2 separate regions of the Homo sapiens genome follow, and region 1 is linked to region 2. Evidence: chromatin contacts called from ENCODE Hi-C or POLR2A ChIA-PET data. All regions are on one chromosome and are shown on one strand. The core of a region is the stretch at or near the end of the contact, and the rest is flanking DNA. Distances in the headings are between cores, read along the strand shown.

Region 1 (3,275 bases), core at 632-3,131, 66 kb before region 2:
CTTTTTTTTTGAACACTGTAGTTTTATCCTGGGTAGGTATTCCTAAAAACACACTCTTTAGTTTTAGTTTTTTCATATTTTTATAAAAGGTTATCATGGTGCATGCCATTTTCTGGGATTCATGTTTTCAACTCTGTTAGGGCTCGCAGTGTCCAAGACCCCTCCAGTCCTTGGCCCACAGAGGAAACCGAGCCTCAGAGAAGGGCAAGCTCCTCCCCACAGCATAGCCATAACCCATCACATAGGTTGACAGCAACCAACATATTAGCATGGAATGATCATTTCTTAGAAGCTGTGGGAGGAACTTCCACCCCCCACATCGTTTCTCTGTCTCGTCTCAACCTCAGGTATCAAGGTTGTTTTGTTCCATATTTCACAGATGAGGAAGCAGGGACTCAAGGCCGGTGAATTTAACTCTGGTCATATGGCTGGCAGAGCAGGCCCTCAACTTGGGCTTGTCTGACCTGCTGCAGGAGCCCATGTCAGCCTGACTCTCCCACCTGGACACGAGTTCCCAAGGCACGTGTGGCATCAGAGGTCCTGCCAGTCAAAGCGTCGGATCTGTGCTTCCCCCCATCAGGCTGGTGCCACAGGAGGAAGGAAAGGGCAAACACCTCTTCCTGGGAGCAGGGGTCAGGTCAGCCTGAGGCGGCAGGAATTTTAGCAAATCCAAGTTTTCTCATGTCTGGACAGCACCTTGTAGCACCCACTCTGATGGTGCCAAGGCTCAGGCCGAAGCCAGTCCCATGAGTGTGGCCAGGGCTCTGCACCCATGGCAATCTCAGGCACGAAATATGCATAGCTGTGTGTGGTCAAGGTGGCCTGCCCTGGGATGTCAGGGCTCTGCACACATGCACACACACACAGACACACACACACACTCACTCACTTAACATGATGCATCTCTTTGAATCCTCACAACAACCTTTGCTATGAATTGGTGATTCCAAACCACCCCACTGTACAGATGAGTGCACTGAGGCTCTGTGGGCTAAAGTCTCCTATCTGAACAATCAGCTCATGACGGCAGAGCTGACATTCCTCTCCCATGAAGAAACCACAGGCTTCTCACACCAACCCCAAGACAGGAACATCAAGGACACACCTCAAGTCTACGCAGGTCCCAAGACTCTCTTCCAATCGCCATGCATTTCTGTCTATTTGTCAGGGAGCTGGTCTTTACTGTCTTCATCAAAGGTAAGGAGGTAAGGGTAAGAGGTTACTGTTGCATGTAAATACATCTGGAAGAGCCTTCCACCCACCTTATTGCAAAATAGAGACTGTGGGAGGGAACAGGCCTCTGCAGTCCCCCCCTGTTGCCTTTGCTCATGTGAGCAGAGGCTCCCCTCTCTCCACGTAGACACAGGTGTTCATCAGGGCTCAGGGATACTTCAAGGAGCACAGGCAGGCTCTTGTATCCTCTTCTGGGTGCTTGGTGCAGGGCACAGCCTGTGCAACTGTACATAGCAGCCCTGCGATGAAAGAGGAGACCAGCCTTGGGTGCTGTGGGCTGGAAGCAGCTTTTGCTCTGTCTGGTTTTGCCAAATCTGGTGCCAGGCTCAGAGCAGGGAGAGAGACACAGTCAGCCTACTTCCAGCACTGGCAGCACATCTGTCCAAAGAGAAACATGTCTTTTCCTAGCACAACCAGCAGCACCAGAAGCACCTCTCCTAATCTGTCAACCGTCTCTCTGTTTTTCTCCTCTCTCTCTCTGCCTCCTCCCTTCTTCCCCCTCCATCTATCTCTGTGACTTTGTCTCTCTCCATCCCTCTCCCCTCCTCTTTCTGTCTCTGTGACTTTGCCTCTCTCTCTCTATCACTCTCTCTGTGTCAGTGTCTCCCTCTGGGTCTCTGGGTCTCTGTCCCTCCCCAGTAGGTTCTATTTAGATTTGTTGTGACAAATTGATGTCATATTCACATAGATGGCATTTTAAAACCACAGAGGTCTTCAGAGCCAGAGCTTCATTCACACTGCAGGCCAGGGACACTGTTGCCATGGTAACATGACTCTCCACTTCCTGCCTTACCCGGGCTCCCGCATTCAGCATCACCTTCATCTCCCTCAGCAACACCACAGATGATTAAATAAAGCACTTTAATTAACTCGGATTTGGTGTGGGGTCTTCATCATCGCTGCTGGGAACAAGCGTTTGTAAACCCTCGGGGCTACATGTGCCCCTCTCCGAGGCAGTCTGTGAACCCACACTGGCCACTTCTCACAATTTGGGCTATAGGAAATTTATATCCAAGTAGCACTTGATGAGATTCTAAGGTAATAGCCACAAGCCACCTCCTTCACAAGGCGTGAGCTTCCTTCGTCTGCCGAGACACATTAACTTCATGTAAATTATAATGTCTTTGAGACGAAAATGTCTTAGTCTGTTCAGGCTGCTATCACAAAATACCATAGGTGACTTATGAACAACAGAAATGTATTTTCTGCAGTTCTAGAGGCTGGAAGTCTGAGATTAAGGCGCTGGCGGAGTCAGTTCTGGTGAGGGAGGCTTCCTCTCCGATGGCCTCTGCTCACCCTAACTTCACATGGGAAGGGGTGAGGGGTCTCTCTGGGGTCTCTTTCATGGGATCACTAATCCCGGTCATGAGGGTTCTCCCCTCACCACCTAGTCATCTCCGAAAGGCTCCACCTCCTAATATCATCACCCTGGGGGTGTGGATTTCAGCATATGAATTTTATGGGGACACAGATATTCAGATCATTGCAAAAATCAATGCATTATTAGGCATGGCCAGGGAGAATCGACTGTGGATCTTTTAGATAAAGGGGCTCTGGTGCTGGGGTGACAGACCTGCCTTCCTGGTTTTCACCCTAGAAGCAGGCAGGAAGGAGAAGGAATGAAGGGAAGGGGGAAGGAATGACGCAGGCAGGGGCCTCTAAACCTGGATCCAGGAACTTAAAGGGTAAAAATTACATTTTTATTTTCGCTAGCCTTTAACTGAAATGTATCATTTCCTTTCAATAGGTACCTAGGCAACAAGCACAGTGGCGTGTTAGCATCCTTGTGACTTTGACACCAGTAAAAATCACTGGATCATCTCATTCCATGTTATGCCTGTCCACCACTTATGCCCATCACTGCTTCAAAATTCCCAGGTTATTAGTACCACCTCCGAGGCTTGTTATAGATCTGGTTATGGTATATTAATAGCACATGTGTTGCTACCTCATTCATTGTTTTATAATGGTATCTTAATCTTAATGTAAGTGGTTTCCTTTATAACCTGTGTGTTTTATTTTGTGCATTCAAAAATCTGATT
Region 2 (3,668 bases), core at 54-2,553:
CTAGCACCTGCTCAACAATCTTAGCTCTTTTATTTACATTTATTCAGTCTCAGATTTGCTCCCCGCTTCCTGTCCCCATCCCTCAGCTTTTTCTTTTAGAGCAAGCATCTAGTCCTTCTCTTGATACCAATGCAAATAGCCGAGACCCTTCCATTCATGTAAGACCCCATCTTCTTCCACTGCTAAAGAACTCTTGACTTAGTACAACATAAAAGACTTAAATTGTTTTCGGTTTATCTACATGAAGCCTGGCACTCTAAAATTTCCAAAGGATATGGAGTTGCTTTGTGACCTTTTGCAACTTCCTTTCTTTGCAAAACAAAAAAAGGTGTCCATCCTTCAAGCAGCCAGTTAGGTGGTTGATAAATATCCGAGTTCTAAGAAAGAGGATTACCAAGGGAAGAGATAACTTCTGCACCTCCTCACAAGAGTACAGTGTGCATGGGATCCTAATTTCTGAACCTGGGTCTTCCATTTCTAAGTCATTCTAATGGCAGATATTATGAAAATATTCTCACTCCCCCACATTGCTCAGAATCTTCTTGTCATCAGATAATGTCTCATAGAGGAAGGAGTCATTTTCTGGGAGCTCTAACCACAAAAAACATCTGGAGCCTTCTTAGAATCCAGGGTTAAAGGTCAGGGTGACTGGAACATTTGGGATGGTCACATCGTTCCTCTCCTAGCTTTACGTCAGGGAAACGTGGTACCACAGTGTGATTCGGTACCACAGTGTGATTCAGGGCTGCGTGTGACATCAACCTGCATGCTCTGGGGGCACGAGTGTGCCCTCATTAAAAACAAGCCCTCAAGAGATGAGAACCAATCTTTGGAGACACCAGCATTAAATGCCAGGAGCTTGGCCGTTGGCTGTAGGAATTTCCCAAACAGCAACATCTGTTACTAAGGAAACGACAATATCACTGCAATCCTCTAGCAGCTACTGTTTTACAGCACGGACCAGAGAGACAATAGTCTTGCACCTGCTCACTCACTCTGTCCTCCCAGCAGCCTTGCCAGGGATATGTGTATGACATCCTCAGCACACCCTCGGATGTGATATTGTGTGAATCAGCCCATTCCTCAGATGAGGAGACTGAGGCAGCTGGGAAGTGTACCCTGTTTGGGTCACATAGTGAGGGGCAGAGCTGTGACGACGAAGGTCTCCCACTCCAGCCCCCTCCGTAGAGCCCTGTCCACGGCATTCAGGCCAACTCTCACACCCGCTGAGTGGCTGTTTCTCAGAGTGTTTACATCGGTTTCCTCAGCTCTGCAGACCCGGCCTCCTCTACTTCCTCCCTTGCCTTTCTCTCTCCAGCACACGCTCACAAAGAGGAAAAAGGCCACCGCAGTAAGCCAAGCTGTCTGTCCAGCATGGACCATGGGCCGACACCACGCCAGGCCTCCTCTTGAACCTATTCCCTACAGAGGCCTTGCCAGCAGCCACAGAGCCTTGAGCAGGAAGCGGGCGGGGGGGGGGGGGAGGCGGGGGGCCCGGGGGGGCAGGGGGATTGGCAGGAGGGTGGGGGAGTGCCGAGGCTGGGCCATCACCCTGCCAGATGCTGGAAGGCACTTGCTTTTATGCTTTCAGAGGCAGGTCCCTGGAAGAAGGTCTCCCCAGCTGTATGCATTTCCTAGGGCTGCTATAAAAATGACCACAAACTAGGTGTTAATTCTTTTGTTCTTGAAACAACAGAAATTTATCCTTTCATAGTTCTGGAGGGCAGAAGTCTGGCAACAAGGCAGTGGCAGGGCCACGCTCCCCTGAAGGCTCAGGGAGGAACCTTCCCTGCCTGTCCCAGCCACCATCCTCGGCATTCTTTGGCCGTGGCTGCACCGCCCTCATCTCTGCCTCTAGCTTCACGCGGCCTTCTCCCTGTGTCTCTCTCCCCTTCCTAGAAGGAGAGCAGGCATTGGATTTGGGGCCACTCTAATTCACTATGACCTCATCTTGACTTAACATCTGCAAAGACCCTGCTTCTAAATAAAGCCACATTCTGAGGTTCTGGTTAGACATGAATTTGCGGGGGACATTACTCAATCCACTTAGCAATGTCGTGTACTCACCTCCTCTGCCAGGCCTCTCTGGCAAACAAGCAGGAGTCTACCTGTCACCTTCCAACTCAGGAAGGTGGGGCTTGGGTCCCAGCTTCCCGCTTCCTGCCCCCATCCCTCAGCTTTTTCTTTTAGTGCAAGCGTCTAGTCCTTCTGTTGATACCGACGCAAATAGCCAAGACCCTTCCATTCGTGTAAGACCCCATCTTCTTCCACCGCTAAAGAACTCTTGGCTTAGTAGAACATAAATGACTTAAATTGTTTTTGGTGTATTTACATGAGGCCCGGCACTCTAAAATTTCCAAAGGATATGGATTAGTGGATGGGATGGGGGGATGAAAGGACATCAAGTTTGACTCCATCCATACTTGGGGAACAACTGCAAAGTTTCCTGGGGGTCTATGTAGGCTGGAAAAGACATGGTCCCAAAGTTACACAGCCTTCATTTCTCAGAGATTCAGTCTTGCACAGAATGTCAGGCAACCAGTTTTCCAACTTCAGGTTTCTAAGTCGATTTCTTCTCAAGTTCTATGCATCTGTCTATTGGAAAGTCCTGCAGCTGGGGTCGGACGTCCCGGCTGAGCTTCAGGACTTTATCACATTGGGTGAGCCCATGGGTCCTCAGTCAGAGATTCCACGGTAACATATAGAGAGATGAGGGTAGAAACGTAGCTCACTGTGGCAACCCCATGACCACCAATGGGGACCGCCACAGTGAGAGTGCTTCCCAAGCTCCACGAGCCACCCAACCCTTCCTGGTCAGATCGGATCACCCCAAGTGACTGTTGAGATGCACTCAGTGGGTCAGAAAGGCAAGTGGGTGAGAGCAGATCACAGCCCTCCAAGAGCAACGTTCTCTAGGAAGGAATGATCCAGAGAACAGAGTGGGTGTCAGATGACTTGGGAGAGACACTGTTCCGTGTAGTTGAGGAGATTCAAGATTTAAACTTGAAGAGCTGAGTCAAGTATGAAATGGGGCTTCTGTTTTTCCACTGGGTTTATTCAAACAGTAGGTCCCCTGCTTCTTCCAGCCCTTTCTGTGGTCGAAAGACATCATCGGTCATGTACTTTCTGTTTCCTCTGTCCTGCTGGCCCCCAGGTTCCAGGGAATCCTTCTGCCCTCCAGCAAGATGACACCTGATGAAAAAAAAAGAATATCGAGTCAGTTCAAGCTGTGTGCATCTCCACAGCACAGCTAGCTGCCCCAGGGGACTGCTCAACTCACTTTGTACTTGAAACATTTCTTTTTTTAACCTAATCTAAATTTAGGAGCTAGCCAACAGAATAGAATAACAGGAAAACTCACGCCAAAGCCCTGGCACCTCCCACCCTGTCCCACCCAGCTTCCAGCTTCCTCTTTCCTCAGCCAAGAACCCTGACAGCCTGACCCTGCTGGCAGAAGGTCCTGTATTTCCCAGCAGCTGATGGCGAAGATTCAGAGCCTCACACTGGAGCCCACCCTGCAGAGCTCCTTCCAGCTAAGGAACAGGGGCCAGAGAGCTGTGCACAGCCCACGGCCCCTCACAGAGGGGGATCCCAGGCAGAAAAGGACTCAAAATCCAAATCTGGCCATTCACAATCCCCTCCCTGCATTTACTTCCTCATTACCCTTA

Evidence for each region. Hi-C counts contacts between places; a loop is a spot of excess contacts on that map. ChIA-PET counts read pairs that join two places held with the same protein, here RNA polymerase II (POLR2A). Pooled maps may share reads with other maps.
Region 1: a loop to region 2 is called in a pooled map, with 3 times the contacts of the local background. The contact joins the promoter of ETS2-AS1 here to the enhancer-like site in region 2. A Hi-C loop is called at or near these places in 5 of 168 maps with a recorded cell type or tissue (CD14-positive monocyte, aorta, heart left ventricle and 2 more) and 8 of 50 pooled maps. POLR2A ChIA-PET finds 5 or more read pairs at or near these places in 3 of 52 experiments (MCF 10A, PC-9 and common myeloid progenitor, CD34-positive).

Annotation. Positions count from the first base shown.
Region 1 is chr21:38,936,548-38,939,822 of GRCh38, forward strand. ETS2-AS1 (ETS2 antisense RNA 1) reads right to left here and starts at 1,882. Exons shown (of 4, transcript NR_120405.1): 1 at 1,263-1,882.
Region 2 is chr21:39,003,593-39,007,260 of GRCh38, forward strand. It overlaps LINC02940 (long intergenic non-protein coding RNA 2940), which reads right to left. Exons shown (of 7, transcript XR_007067867.1): 3 at 2,068-3,192. Among named protein-coding and RNA genes, the nearest start is that of LINC02940, 14 kb to the right of the region's middle. Within about 2 kb of position 1,304, at least 26 of the 41 ENCODE cell types and tissues checked have a DNase peak (open chromatin) inside an H3K27ac peak, as active enhancers do; they include CD14-positive monocyte, heart left ventricle and prostate gland, where a contact is called at or near this core.